2 separate regions of the Homo sapiens genome follow, and region 2 is linked to region 1. A link is a loop called in an ENCODE intact Hi-C map of the cell type or tissue named here. Cell type or tissue: B cell. All regions are shown on one strand. Region 1 overlaps AFF1 (ALF transcription elongation factor 1). Region 2 overlaps AFF1 (ALF transcription elongation factor 1).

Evidence for each region. A loop is a pair of places that touch in the nucleus more often than their neighbours do. Peaks named below come from ENCODE experiments on the same cell type or tissue, not always from the same donor. Only the 100,000 strongest peaks of a DNase experiment are listed, where the experiment ranks them.
Region 2: a loop joins it to region 1, with 3 times the contacts of the local background. A loop is called at or near these places in 3 of 110 quality-filtered maps.

What each region holds. Positions count from the first base shown.
Region 1 is chr4:87,022,546-87,030,545 of GRCh38, reverse strand. The region is part of intron 2 of AFF1 (ALF transcription elongation factor 1); the gene reads right to left. Among named protein-coding and RNA genes, the nearest start is that of AFF1, 92 kb to the right of the region's middle. In B cell, no CTCF peak of the experiment used is centred here; a DNase peak (open chromatin) is centred at 3,235; H3K27ac peaks cover 3,236 bases.
Region 2 is chr4:86,957,592-86,965,591 of GRCh38, reverse strand. The region is part of intron 2 of AFF1 (ALF transcription elongation factor 1); the gene reads right to left. Among named protein-coding and RNA genes, the nearest start is that of AFF1, 27 kb to the right of the region's middle. RefSeq lists a silencer at 4,561-4,855 and enhancers at 5,028-5,699, 5,700-6,372, 7,082-7,665. In B cell, no CTCF peak of the experiment used is centred here; DNase peaks (open chromatin) are centred at 121, 3,781 and 4,281; H3K4me3 peaks cover 543 bases; H3K27ac peaks cover 1,476 bases.

The sequences.
Region 1 (8,000 bases):
TTAAAGAAGGGTAAGACTGCCAGCGGCAAAGGGGGGAGAATTTTTTTAACCATTCATATTTAACACTGGCCAATCTTTAAATTTCAACTTTAAAATGTTCCTTAAAGTTAGCAAGAAATAAAAGGATGGGCTAGTCCAGGGATTGGCAAACTATGGCTCATGGGCCAAATCTGGACCAGCTACCTATTTTTGTAAATAAAGATTCATTGGAACATAGTGATCCTCATCTGCTTACGTATTGTTTATGGATGCTTTGGTCCCACCACAGCAGAGCTAAGTAGGTGCAACATAAACCGCGTGGGCTGCAAAGCCTAAAATATTTACCATCTGGTCCTTCACAGAAAAGGTTTGTTGACCCCTGGACTAGTCCCTAAATTAGTAAGAAACACAAGGGGTGATTTTTTTTTTTTTAAGTTCATTTAAAGCCTAAAGGAATAGAGACTGCTTCTGAAATAACTTCTTGTAAAATATACAGTCTTTCAGTGACAGCAATTTCTCCTTATCTGCCTTCTTGACTTCAGGGAAAAGATTAAAATCTCCATTCTTATCTCTAATTATCTCATTTAAATGTCTTTCCCCCTTATTCCAAAAGATTAGCAAAATGTGATGTGTGATGGAAAGTGTGCCAAGCAGGCAGCCTCCATTCACTGTACAATGTCACCCAACATCTTCAGGACTCTTCCCCATCTCCAAAGCTTGACCTTTTCACAATGCCTCCAAGGTGTTGTGAAGTGTGTGTTGATGGAAGTGTGGGAAACCCATGAGGTATGAAACCACTCCAGTCACTGTTCTGGCTGCATCTTAAAGTGAATAACGGACTTAACACTACAATTCTTTATAATTTGAGGATAAAATAAATGGAAATGACAGGATATACGGGACACAGCACAGCAAAAGGAAACACTAGGAGACACTCTGGGAGTAAGAACTCCCAAGGCACAGGGAGTCCATCCAACTTCCCTGTGCTATCTATTCCAGCAGGCGGGTGTGGTTTTTGGAAAATATGAAGAATTAAGCCAGTGGCTGCTATTAAAGGTCAGAACTTAATGTTCCTCAAATGTCCTGATTCTTCAAAAGTCTGGTGGGAGAATGCACTGCTGGATCTGAATACCTTTACGTACATAAAAAGACATCTGTCAGGCTGACAGTGTAAGGAGGAAACAGGTTGACAGTCTTCATAACGTTAAACCTCTGTCTTCAAATGGAGGTAGAGTGAACCTCTTACATATTCTTATCACCTATTCCTTCCCATTTAAAACCTCTATGCCCCACCTGCACTCAGGGAGACCTTGTTTCCCCTTATAACTCTAGCCTAATCACAGATTCCCAACTATTCTCTTACAATAAAGTAGCTCAGAAACGGCCACAATATTTATATCAAAGTTTACCAAATGCTAGAGGATAACAGAATAAAAAGAAACAGGTAACAGGCATCCAGGTATCTGACAAATTACAACCTGCCCGATTTCAGTCTGGGGCCCCTGGTTATTTACAGACCCACCATTAATTTACCTGGGAGGACACTCACTCACCCCCAGATTTCTCTCATTGTGGCCAAAAGGAAGCCTTTGAGAGCCCTGGCCATGAAATAAAAGACCCCACCTGTGTAGGATGACAGACATCAACTAAGGGCACCTCCTTTGGGGACAATCCGCCTGCCTTCCCACAACTTCAAAAGCATAACACTGGAAGAACACAATCCAATAGTCCTAGCATTTCTCTAATAAATGCACTCCTAGAGTGGCAGGGAATGATTTAGTAATAGTTATATTCTGTCACATGCATTTTACTGTTACCCAAAAATGGGGAGGTCTTAAATGGACATGAGTCTCCACTTTCCTTCAGTGTGAGAAGGGCTGGTTCTAAAAAATTTATCTTTAATTCTCAGCAAGAGACAACCTAGGTGAAGAAAAACGTACCTTAATCCAAGAGCTTTGGTCTGAGACCTCAAGGAATTTAAATAATCTCTACAAAATGAGGTATTATCAAGCACACACAACTCATCCAACAGGTTTTAAAAAATTGAAATGACACCCTGAGAGGAAGAAAAATAAAACAGGTTACGTGTTTGTTTACTCTTCTTCTAATCATCTTCCCAGATACACACCAAAAAATAACCTTAAGAATAGTTCCAAATCTTACTAGGGGTATGAGTTACACAGATGCATGCACTGTCAAAATGGGCCAGTACACTTAAAATTTGTGCCTTTCACTGCATTTTATACCAAAAGAAAAAAAAACGTAAAAAAAAATACTGAACTTTAATGATATACAAGCTATTTACGGGACAGTATACTCTCCCACAACTTATATAAGAAGTATAAAAATACATTAATGGATGGACACAGCAACAAAGAGATGAATATATGGTAATGCAAGTAAAATAAAATGTTAATACAGACTGGGTATCCCTTTATCTGAAATGCTTGGGACCTTAAGTGTTTTGGGTTTCAATTTTTTTTCTTTTTTTTGGATTTTGGAACACTGGCATTTAGCACTACTAATCTTAAAATCTGAAAAATAAAATGCTCCAATAAGCACTTCCTTAGAGTGTCATGTCATCACTCAAAAAGTTTCAGATTTTGTAGCCAGGCCTGGTGGTGCACGCCTGTAATCCCACCTACTTGGGAGGCTGAGGCAGGAGAATCACTTGAACCCCAGGAGGCAGAGGTTGCAATGGGCCACTGCATTGATCACACCACTGCACTCCAGTCTGGGCGACAGTGAGACTCACCTCAAAAAAAAAAAAAAAAAAAAAAAACCCAACAGCAACAACAACAAAAAGTTTCAGATTTTGGAATGTTTAGGATTTTGAATTAGGACTATTTAATATGTACTTATAATCTGAGAATAAGGCTTTTTACTGTGAAATTCATTAAACTTTTCTGAATGTTTGAAAATGTTCATAATGTTAGAAAAAATAACCACAAGAATAAACTATTAAATTTGGTCAAAACACTGTGGTAGGATCGTTGTGTGCCCCACATTTTTCCAACAGACTCTCCTCTCTCCTCTAGGGTATTTACAGGCTTCTGGTTAAATCTCAGATTTTAGCAGAAAGGAGTAATTTGGAAGCACAAATTTATCTATGAAATATTATAGCAAATCTTTGGAAGGAAAGGAACTCAAGAGTGGTCCTAAACTTGTGAGACACATGATTTCATCAGCTGTCAGCAGAACTGAAATAGCAGAAGTGTGCATGTTACATGTGTATCCGTGCATGCACGCCAAGCAAAACTAGAGCACTTACCTAACACCTTCAAATCTTTCTCTGGCTTCTGCTTTTTGCTCTACTGGGAAACTACAAGCAATCTAGTAGAGACACATGCATACATTTGTAGAAGTAAGTTTCAGATTCCCACCTGGGAAGTTTTCAGGGTAATCTCCTTAGCAGCCACTGTGAAGGCTTAATTCACCTTCCCTCATTTCCTCCCCCAGTATTCATTCTTTAAAATATACTTTTCTCTACTTGGGAATTAGGCTGTTTGTAAAGTTTCAGAAAGTTAATCTTCTCTGGTTCTTGTCCTATTTCTTCCTGTACTGATTTAGGGCCTATAAAGAAACCACCGGAATCACATTTCCTTCTTCATATTTCAAAGTGTTTTTCCTGCAAGTGCTTCCCCACAAAATTACCAAGCCAGAAAGCCTTGAGCTTTTAGGAAGGATTGAGTCTATGGTTCTATTTCATCTAGTTTGAGTTACATCTGGTATATAAAATACGAGAGAACCAGATTTTAGAAAAGCATTTTACATAAGTAAATCTGTAATACAATAGGTATTACCTTATATGTACCAATCTCCCTTCGCCCATTATTTCTCCTCTGAGCTAGTTCTAAATGCTGCTGCAATAAACCTCCTCCCTGCAGACATGCTGAGGAACCATGTCATTCGAAATTCTTTCCTTGCTCTTTTAGAAGTCTGGCCTCAGTTCCCTACTAACGGGCCCTCCTCACCTCCAACTTCCCTACCACTTCCTACTACAGAGCAACTGGATGGCCACTCAAGGTCCCCACACAGAGACTGCTGTTTGTCAGTCTCCTGCCACGACTTTGTTGAAACTGAAGGAGGCAGAGAGGAGGCTCAGCAACATGCCACACGATGGAACATTTTGGTTACCATCACAGTAAACGAGTACAGGGAATGGTCTCAGCAGGGCATGGTGGCTCACACCTGTAATCCCAGCAATTTGGGAGGCCGAGGCAGGAGGATCGCTTGAAGTCAAGGGTTCAAAGACCAGCCTGGCCAACATGGCAAAACCCCATCTCTACTAAAAGTACAAAAATTAGCTGGGTGTGCATGGCAAATTTTTAATTTTATTTATTTACCTATTTATTTATTTTGAGACAGAGTTTCACTCTTGTTGCCCAGGCTGGAGTGCAATGGCATGGTGTCAGCTCACTGCAACCTCCACCTCCCGGGTTCAAGCAATTCTCCTGCCTCAGCCTTACAGGCATGCACCACCACGCAAAAAAAAAAAAAAAAAAGCATGGTCTCTGGAGTTAGTGAAGGATTCAGACCTAGGCTCTGCCACTTCCTAACTGTGGTTCTTTGGGTAAATCATTTACTCACTAAACATGGTGGTGAGGGGTAGAGTAAGGCTGTGTAACCCACAGAGCACCCAGGAGTGTCTTGCACATACTGTGTCCTAAGCAAATACAGGTCAAGTAACTGACACCTGGGGCCAGCATGATTTAGGGTCTGATGACAATGTACAGACGCTCTCGGAAACACAAACATCCCCATGCATAGGAACTAGGCGAAACCTGCAGAGCGAGAGTTCTCCACTATTGACACTTGGGGCCAGGTAATTCTTAGGGTGGGGCTGTCCTGTGTATTGCAGGACGTTAGCAGCATCCCTAGCCTCTATCTGAGATGATGGTAGCACACCCCCCTCCCAGGCGTGACAGCCATATCTGTCTCCAGACATTGCCAAATATCCCCGGGATAGGGAAGGGTAAAATCTCCTCCCCTGTGGAGAACCACCCCTGTAGAGAATGAGAAATATTCCCAAAGTCACTGTGTTACTTCTCTACTGGGATAGCAGCCACCACAATAATGCAGGACGGAAGGAACTGACATGGGAAATCTTTGCCAATGGCTACATTTATGACCGGCACGTCTGAGATGCTGTCACTGCCAGGTACAGCCAACAGGACAAGCCATACACTCTCTAAGCCTTAGTTTCGTCCTCTCTAAAATAGAGATGAGAATTGTACCAAAAAGTTTTGGGCTGTTGTAATAATTACATTAACTAATGCAGACATAGTGCTGAGCCCAGTGCCTAGTGTTCAATAACTGTGAGTCATTATTAATGAATATACACAGCTGGAGTCCAAGTGCTGGCAAAGGAGCACAGGCTTTGGTGCCCCTTCCTGCATTCTGCCTATGCCTCTCCCATTACATCCCTTTCCTCCCTAAAAAGGGAGATAACTCAATACTAAACACAATAGATGGTCACTAGAGCTGGCAGCCTATGGAGCAGGATAAGAGAACCTTGTGAAAAAAGGGGATCCCAAGGATGGCATAAAATGTGGTATCTCACAGCAGAGGTGAAGGGATGCATGCATTTCACACTAAAAATGAAGGGGTGGAAAAATGTTTTATTCTAAACATCAGTTTTTTCTAAAGAAGCAGGATAGGGATCAGGATCGGGGCTGGGCGCAGTGGCTCACGCCTGTGATCCCAACACTTTGGGAGGCCGAGGCGGGTGGATCACTTGAGTCCAGGAGCTTGAGACCAGCCTGGCCAACATGGTGAAACTCCATCTCTACTAAAAAATAAATAAATAAATTAGCCAGGCGTGGTGGTGGGCACCTGTAATCCCAGCCTCAGGAGGCTGAGGCAGGAGAATTGCTTGAACCCAGGAGGCAGAGGTTGCAGTGAACAGATAGCGCCACTGTACTCCAGCCTCGGAAGACAGAACAAGACTCTGACTCAAAAAAAAGCAGGATCCTAAAGGAGGATGAAGGGTAAAAGGGATTTCACATCTTTTATACAAAAAGGTTCCATCCACATACATCCCCTGTCCCAAATATTGCTGGAGTTCCCCAAGTTACAAATACCCTACCATCTCTCTCCAAATTCCCCATGCAGTAACCAAGCTGGAGAAAAGGCACTTACTTCCCAGAGGCTAACGCTGGGAAACACTGACCTCACATTTCTTCACTCTGAGAGGAATTTTACACATACCATGTTTCCCTACTCTCATCCTCTTTTTTTGTTTCAGTTATAGCTCAGTTTAGAGATAAACAGACACCCCACCCATATTCCATTTTCTATGCCTTCCTTTGCTCCACCAGTAAATCATGGGTCACTGGCCACATGGATATATGTATGAAGGGCAAGGAGACATTTACATGTAAGTCTGGAGTAGATCTGAAGCTGTGTATCAGCCGTCACTTGCCATGAGCCTCAGTTTATCTGTATAATGGCAGTGATAAGCTCTGCCTTGCAGATTAAATGATACCATTTTGCAAAGTTCCTGGTTCAGAGATCAGAACATAACAGAATGCTCAATAAATAATTGCTTAATAAAAGACTGCTATTACCATAGATCAAAATTATACATAATCCTCTGTCCTTAAAAGTGCCCAGGTTTACCAGTGGAAATGCCCCTGCCCCAAAGAATCCATTTTTTCCAGTCTCCTCCAAGTAATCTTAAAGATCCCTTACACCACTCCTCTTTCTCCATCCACAAAACCCCCTAAAGCTAAAAGCTAACACAAGTATAGAACGAACCCTCTTGTTTAAGCATGGTTTTCATGCTTTATTTCAGTGATTGCACCGTTTGCCATTATTATTCCAAATGTTGGACATTTTGGCACAAGTTAAGAAACATTCTGGCTCTAGCCTAGGGCCTAACCTTCATCACATGATTTTCCTTGCTGCTTCTGCAAAACATTTTCTATGTCCCAAACACATTTTTGGAAGAAAATCAGTAAACTGGAAACTATCTACACTTTTTTTAATTTCCAACACCTATTGAAATAACTACCCACTCTAGCCAGTTCAACCATGAAAATATAGTGAAAAAAGTCATTGTTGAATTAAAATAGAAAATTTCTTCTCAAATAAATGAATAATTTAAGTGGTTCTGTCCTTCAGTTTAGGCACAGTTTTTATAATAAGTCAGTAAGTATAGAAGTATCTGAATTTTCTATTTCTGATAATTTAAACATACATTAGGTTAAAATTTACAAAGTTAAAAGGCAGTTACCACAAATCCATTCATTTCCTTGTCAATTTTTAAATGAGACTGACACCAAAAAACAAAAACTAAACAGAATTCTTCCCCAGCTAATTTTAAGATAACATTGAAAAGCACAGTTATAAAATGATTTCAGTCTGCTGGGCACAGTGGCTTACACCTTTAATCCCAGCACTTTGAGAACCCAAAGTGGTAGGATCACCTGAGTTCAAGACCAGCCTGAACAACAAAGAAAGACCCCATCTCTACAAAAAAAAATTAAAAATTAGCTGGGCATGGTGGTGTGTGCCTGCCTGTAGTCCCAGCTACTCGGGAGGGTGAGGCAAGAGGATCACTTGAGTCCAGGAGTCTAATGCTGCGGTAAGCTATGATCACACCACTACACTCCAGTCTGGGCAACAGAGACTCCATCTATATTAAATAAATAAATTAAAAATAAAATAAATAAAGATTTTGGCTTGGATGTATGATTCTAACGTTACTTATTGAGGCAATGCTTGGGTTCTTTGCTAACATTCGTGTGTGTGTGTGCATATATATACACACACGTGATATGTATATATATACACACACATGATATTATATATATATACACACACACAGATATATATACATATATACACACAGATATATATATACACACAGATATACATACACACACATATATATACACACACATATATATACACACACATATATACACGCACATATATATACACACACAGATATATATACACACAGATAGATATAGATAGATATATATATATATATATATATATATATATATATATAT
Region 2 (8,000 bases), 65 kb after region 1:
AAATATCTTCAAAATACAGACAATACTCCTGGGTTTTTTGGCTACAATGCTTTCCTAGATATAGACTTAGAATGCAAAATGAAGAGGGGGAATTCCCTCTACAGGCTATACCCTTCACTTCCCTTTTGCTAATAGGTGGATAAGAGAAGAGGCTTAGCAAGTGTGTGTAGAAACTGAACATTAATCCAAACCAAACACCCTGGTTAAAACAGACAAAAACACTGCTGTGAGAAAACATTGACAAATTAGCCGAAAAGTGAAATACAGGTAACCTGTAGGCACCATTGGCTCTAAGGCTTGCCTGTGCAAGGAATTTGTTTTTAAAAGGTCAATGAAGACAAATAGGTAGCAGTAAATCACTGTTTACATAATTCTGAAGACTTTATATAGATGCCTTAAAATGTAGTTTTCAACAGTTGAGTCAACAATGCGTAATTGTCTTAACAGTTACAGACTTTCACAGCAACACTAAGTTAACCCATTAGTAACAGAGTAAGAACTTTGGGTTGTTTTTCTAAGAAAGGTCAAATAAATACCCATTATAACCACCCTCCACATCAGCACTCCTCCATCTCTCTATGACAGCAACAATAACTCCAATAGCGGCAAACTCAAATCACTTATTAATTGCTGGTTATTTGCAAAACACAGAGATAGTGCTGAAGGATTAAATAGGTCTTTGGTATAAAAGATGTTTACGACTCAGACGGATATATGAGATGGAGGAAAATAATTACTAAATGTTTTATTAGTCTGTGTCTAATCAGGAGAGAGAAACCATACAATAATGCAAACAGAAATTTAATATTTAAAAATAGTAAGCTATGATAGAGGAATAACGAGAAGGATGTATATAACAGCCGGGCGCAGTGGCTCAGGCCTGTAATCCCAGCACTTTGGGAGGCTGAGGCAGGTGGATCACCTGAGCTCGGGAGTTCGAGACCAGCCTGACCAACGTGGAGAAACCCTGTCTCTACTAAAAATACAAAATTAGCCGGGCATAGTGGCACATGCCTGTAACCCCAGCTACTCAGGAGCTGAGGCAGGAGAATTGCTTGAACCCAGGAGGTGGAGGTTGTGGTGAGCAGAGGTTGCACCATTGCACTCCAGCCTGGGCAACAAGAGTGAAACTCCATCTCAAAAAAAAAAAAAAAAAGATGTATAGAACAACCCAGGCGGCTGGGTGCGGTGGCTCACACCTGTAATCCCAGCACTTTGGGAGGCCAAGGCAGGCGGATCATGAGGTCAGGAGATTGAGCCCATCCTGGCCAACACCCCATCTCTACTAAAAATAAAAAAAATTAGCTGGATGTGGTGGTGCGCACCTGCAATCCCAGCTACTCGGGAGACTGAGGCAGGAGAATGGCTTGAACCTGGGAGGCAGAGATTGCAGTGAGCCAAGATCACACCATTGCACCCTAGCCTGGTGACGGGGCGAGACTCCATCTCAAAAAAAAAAAAAACCAAAAGAACAACCCAGGCATGGTGGTTCATGCCTGTAATCCCAGCACTTTGGGAGGCCGAGGCAGGAGGACTGCTTGAGGCCAGGAGTTCAGAACTAGCTTGGGCAACATGGTGAGATCCCAGGTCTACAAAAAAATTGTACTAAAAAAAAAAAAAAAAAAAAACCAGTCTAGTCATGGTGACTCACACCTGTAATCATAGCATTTGGGAGGCCAAGGTGGGAAGATCACTTGAGCCCAGGAGATTGAGGCTGTAGTGAACCGTGACTGTGCAATGCTGCACTCCAGCCTGGACAACAGAGTGAGACACTGTCTCAAAAAAAAAAAAGAAATGAAAAGAAAAGGTGGTATTTCAGCTGAACCTTAAAGGATGACTAAGATATCAATAGACTGAGGAGCTGGGAAAGGGAGAGAAAACTCATTCCAGGTTGAGAAAACAGTTTCATTATTAACCCTGAGATCATTGGCAAACCACTTAACCCCTTTAAACTTCAAATGGAACTATCTGCCTGACCTACCCTATAAGATCTTTATAAGGTTAAAATACAATACTGGACTAGGAATAAGCTTTTTAAAAAGTTTAAAGCATTGGATGAAAAAGAGTAGATGCACATAGTAACCTACACATAGTAACCTGAACGCAAGCGCTAATGTGAACTCCCTGTGGACTAATCTACCTCCATCCCAGTTCCTTCCCTCCCCCATGGTACCAGTTTTTCTTCCCATCCCCTCTCCCTAGTTCCTAGTTGACACTTTTGACATCAAAGGCTCTCCACAAAGTCTTTGATGAATGAATGAATATTGGATTAAGAACAGAGAACTTCCATTCAAGATCAAACTAACCTGAAGGAAATATATGATTTCTATTTACTTAACCTAAAAGGATAAAAAGTATTATTAAATGAATACCTAGTTTCTTTACACATAGTTATCTATGCTTTTTTTTTTTTTTTTTTTTTTTTGAGATGGGAGTCTCACTCTGTCACCCAGGCTGGAGTACAGTAGTGTGATCTTAGCTCACTGTAACCTCTGCCTCCCAGGTTCGAGCAATTCTCGTGCCTCAGCCTCTCAAGTAGCTGGGATTACAGGTGCATGCCAGCACGCCTGGCTAATTTTTGTATTTCCTGAAGAGATGATGTTTCACCATGTTGCCCAGGCTGGTCTCGAACTCCTGGCCTCAAGTGATCCACCCACCTCAGCCTCTCAAAGTGCTGAGTTTTACAGGCATAAGCCACCGTGCTTGGCCTATACTTATCTTCATGTGTATCCTAAACTATATCTTAAAGTAATATTTTAGTAGTAAATATGAAATGAGAATTTTATTGAGAAATTAATTCATAGTGTCACCTACCATTTCAAATTACCCAAACTCTTAATAATGTAAGTTCCAGAGTAACAAAAATCAGACTCATCATCACTTGAACCCACAGTTGGCAGGAACACGTGATTATACAGTTCACATACAGTGCCAGGCGCTGGTCCCAGACAATGCTTCAGAGTTGGGTCTCAGAGCATGGGAAGGCTGCTTTCCCTATATTGCCCAATGGAACCCAAACTTTTAAACCTCAGGTGTTCTATGAACATCATGAAGTTCAAATTCTCCACACCCTAAATGCTGAAATTATCAAAGGCAAGTCAACAGAAAGGGAAGAAAATTAATATTTATTAAATGTCTATTGAGTACCAAGCACTCCATGGGCTTTAAATAAATGTATATATTTAGTCATTATTATCCTTATTTTACAAATGAAAGAACTAGAGTTTGGAGAGGTTAAGAAAATTGCCCAGCATTACCTGTCTCATGGGGATACAATTCAAACCCAGATCTAACTGATTTCAAAGCAAACTCTCTCTTAATTAGGCTGCCTCTCCAGGTGAAAATTTAGTGGCAGGGTCCCAGTGAGCCTGTAAGAAGTGTTCTACTCACCAGAGTCACTACTCCAGGTTGAGGACATGAGACAGGAAAAAAAAAAAAAAAAAAAAGAAACAATAACTTTTCCAAATATCCTGCTATCTCAGCTCGTGCATACCCTTTGCTCTCAACTCCCTGGCTTTGTCCTTTACCAGCTATTGAGGAACACATTTTAAAAAACATATATTTTAGACAAATAAAATATAGTCTCCACTCTCATTTATTGAATACTCTGTCCTACTGGAAAATTAAACCTCCATTCTTAAAGGACAATTTCATATCTCGTTTACCAAGTGCTCTGCGGGGGACAGTAAGCCTCTGCCGGATGTAGAAAGATAATCTAAAACGAGAACTGCTACAACTTCTAACCGTTGAGAGGTTGATTTATTAACAGGGCAGCCACCTGACATCTGTGCAATGCTGTAACAGACCACAAAGTGCTCTGAGAGAGCACACATCATCTCACCACGGCGATGAAAAGGGCTCTGAAACGCAAACTGGGGAGATTCTAATTTAGGATGGGAACCACCTCCATTCCTTAATTTTTTTTTTTTTGGGTAACTAATCTTTTCATCTTTTTCCTGCCATATGACTCAGTAGTGACCCCTATTCCCATCACTCAGCCCCCCCTTCCCACACCCCCACTATGCCCCAGTGCAAAGAAATCAGCTTTGTTCCTTCACTGGAAAAGATGCACGTTTCTCTGACTACTGTAGCCATGCTGAAACTATCTCCCAGGAACAACTTTTTATCTCATTCATGTCAAAAAAGAAGAGTCAGCTAGAGGGGATCTGTGGCCCAAAACTCAGAGTTTTAAACCAGAGCTCAGAAAGTATATCCCTGCCACCAGCTTCTACAAAGACAAAAAGGGAACAGGGACTTGAGGGTTCGGTGATGGAAGGAAGCTAGCCACTGATGAGTATCTTCCTTTTCCCTTTTTCATCTGTAAAACATAACCTCATAGGGAGTTACGAGATTGAAAGCATGCCTATCAAATACTTAGCACAGGTCTCGTCTGGTCACTGCGCTTATTAAATATTTTCATGGGTATCTGTACTCATGAAGGCAGGGTTAACTGGTGGTGTCTCCCACATTCTCACCATTCTGATATCAAAGGGGAATGGAAGGCCTTCAATACTCTCATCTGTAGTTGGAAATATTTCATCTGGAGGATAGCTTGTCTCTGTCAACCATCCAGGGATGCTGTGCTCCTTGCCAGCTGTGACCTCTGCTCCTTTCTCAAGTCTTACAACTTGCTTGGAAGATAGGCTCAGAAGGTGATTACTAAACATGTGGAAAGTCAGTAAACACATTAGAATTCTTGGGTGCCCAGTGCCTTACCAGTTCCACTCAGGTTACAAAGGGCAGTCTCTGACCTCCAGTTGTTTAAAATCTGGTAGGGCTTGGACTGACTGCAACAGAGGAGCCAAGTGGAAAAACAGCAAGAGATAAGCTTGGTGGGGAGCTGACTACACAACGAGAGTTTACTGAAGGTAGGCCTTAACTGCAAGCTGAATTTAGGCAGCAATTTGCAATCTTAATCCCATAAAATGTTGTACTATTTTTAGTAGCATTGCTTTCAACACCATAAAGTATGCACATACTTTAGTTTTGGTTAAACGTTTTGATCATACTCAAAGCCTTGTAACTACACAAATATAAAGAAATACTATCTTTAAACTCTAAAACCACTGCCTTTGGACTTCTTTTACAAAGAGCTAAGAATTTACTTAAAAACGGACCTTTTTCTACACTGCACAGGAATAAAGGAGTTTTCCTCCTGATGTCGGGTGGGAAAAGGAGTAAAGGAGCCCTCAGTCTCCTGAGAGGAGCAGCACTCAGAAATTCTGCCCTGTTCCACTTTACTGTAACAACGCAGCGGAACCCACTGCACTTCAATTCTCAACACATGCAGGATACCTGCTGGGCCGTCCTAGGCACAGCATTTTTCCAGTAGTGTTTGAGATTCAGGGTAAATCCTGGGTAACAGCGGCAGCTCCCTTGTAACCTTAAAGAAAGATCTTTTCCAGTGTGAACAGTCAAAATTCAAACGAAGAGCAGCCCCATGCTCACCACTAGGAAACCCTGTTTTCCTTTAATTAAAAAAAAATGTAGAGGTCATCCCTCAGCTTTGTTTACAAGTAATGAGTCCAGCAGCCCCCATTTATCACCCCTGGAGATTCTTTTACACTTTGATGTGAAAAGAGTCAGGGCCCATTGTGATTTCAACTACTCCAACAGCAGTCCTTTCATTTGCAAACGAGGCCCTGGCCCCCAGTTAGAACCAACTGTCAGAAAAAAATTCATTGCCTTTCCTTCCAATTATTTATCAGAGACAGAGAAGAGAAGCTGGCTTTAAGACATCGCTCAAGAAAAGGTTCCCAGCACACCCCTAATGCATTCCTTACCTTCCCTGGTTCTTTCAGCCCAGAATGCCCCTTTCCCAAATTCCACAGCTCATGAAAGCCAACCTCTGCTTTCAAACCATCCCATCTGGAATGACTTTCTCCTTTCAGCTTTACACAAAACCCAAGTGGCCTAACGTTACTTATCGTTTAGGTGTCCCTCCCTTAGGGCAACTCTGCAATTTTCTGCAGAGCAAGGAAAGTACCAGCACTCTGACTTCCCTAACAGACACTCAACCATCCCAACAATGAGTTCAAAAGGCACCCATTTTTTCCCCCATCTCTACCAGTCTCTCACATTGGGAAAAAAAAAAAAAAAAGAGTATTAAGGAACTTTAAAAGGGAGTGAGGCTTTAAAGATTTATTCAACTATTTAAGAAGTGTGAAGTAGCAGACAAAAAGAGGAAGGGACCCAACACAATAAAGAGGTTTCTTTTTTTAATGTAAACTTTTAAAATTAAAAATAACACACATTTTTTAAAGTGTAGAGCTCACATATAAATTTTCACAAAATGATATACTCTTGTAACCAACACCCAGATCAAAACAGAATACCGGCACTCCTGGGCAATTTAACTATTTTAAGCAAAAAGAGTTATCTTGACTCTAACCAAGCTTTTAGTGCTAACTTCCATTCTTCAGGAAATACATGGGATAGGCTGACAGTTTCTCAATCTCAGCACTATTGACATTAGAAACCAGGAAATTATTTGTGGTGGGGGCTGTTCTGTGCATTGTAGATGTTTAATAACATCCCTGGCCTCTACTCACTAGATTGTGATGACTAAAAATCTCTCTAGACATTGTCAAATGTCCCCTGGAAGAGAGGGAGACAAAATTGTCCTCCGTTGAGAACTACTGCTATATCGAAACAAGTTAAACGCATTAATAGGAAACAAACAAATCCAAGAAGTAGGACATACATGCAACTGTTTCCTTAACTAGTAAATGCTCCCACCCCACAAGTAAATAGAGTAAATGCTGCTCTGGATTAAGACTCAAGAAACAAAACCTAATGCAATATGTGAACTTTGGTTTCCTTGGATCAAGATGAAGACAATTTTATTATTTATTATTTATTTTATTTTATTTTTTTGAGAGAGTCTTACTCTGTCTCCCAGGCTGGAGTGCAGTGGCACAATCTCGGCTCACTGCAACCTCTGCCTCCTGGGTTGAAGTGGTTCGCCTGCCTCAGCCTCCCGAGTAGCTGGGACTACAGGCACGTACCACCACACCCGGCTAATTTTTTATTTTCAGTAGAGACGGGGTTTCACCATGTAGGTCAGGCTGGTCTCGAACTCCTGACCCTCAGGTGATTTACCCACCGTGGCCTCCCAAAATGCTGGAATTACAGGCATGAGCCACCGCACCTGGCTAAAAACAATTTTAAAAGACATTTTAAAACAATCTAGAAAGTTTGGGGCCGGGCACGGTGACTCACGCCTGTAATCCCAGCACTTTGGGAGGCTGAGTTGGGCAGATCACTTGAGGTCAGGAGTTTGAGACCAGCCTAACATGGTGAAACCCCGTTTCTACTAAAAATACAAAAAATTAGCCAGGCATGGTGATGTGCACCTGTAATCTCAGCTACTCGGGAGGCTGAGGCAGAAGAATTGCTTGAACCTGAGAGGTGGAAGTTGCAGTGAGCCCAGATGGCACCACTGCACTCCAGCTTGGGCAACAAGAGTGAAACTCCGTTTCAAAAAAAAAAAAAAAAAAAGGAAAAAAAAAGAAAAAGTTCAGAGATAGACTAGGTATTAGACGAATCCAAGATGTTAATTTTATTAGGTGTGAGACGGGTATGTATTTAAGTAGGGAAATGTCCATATATTTTTAGAGATGCACATAAAGTATGAAGAAGTGAAATGGAATTTGCTTTAAAATAGTTCAGCAAAGAAAAAGAGGAAAAAGGATAGTTGTTTGTTTGTTTTTTTAAGTATGGCAAAATCAGGCTAGGCGCAGTGGCTCAGGGCTGGGCATGGTGGCTCACGCCTGTAATCCCAGCACTTTGGGAGGCTGAGGTGGGAGGATCACCTGAGGTCAGGAGTTTGAGACCAGCCTGGCCAACATGGTGAAACCCTGTCTCTATTAAAAATAAAAAATTAGCCAGGTGTGGTGGCATGCACCTGTAGTCCCAGATACTTGGGAGGCTGGGGCAGGAGAATTGCTTGAACCCAAGAGGCAGAGGTTGCAGTGAGCGGAGATCACAACACTGCACTC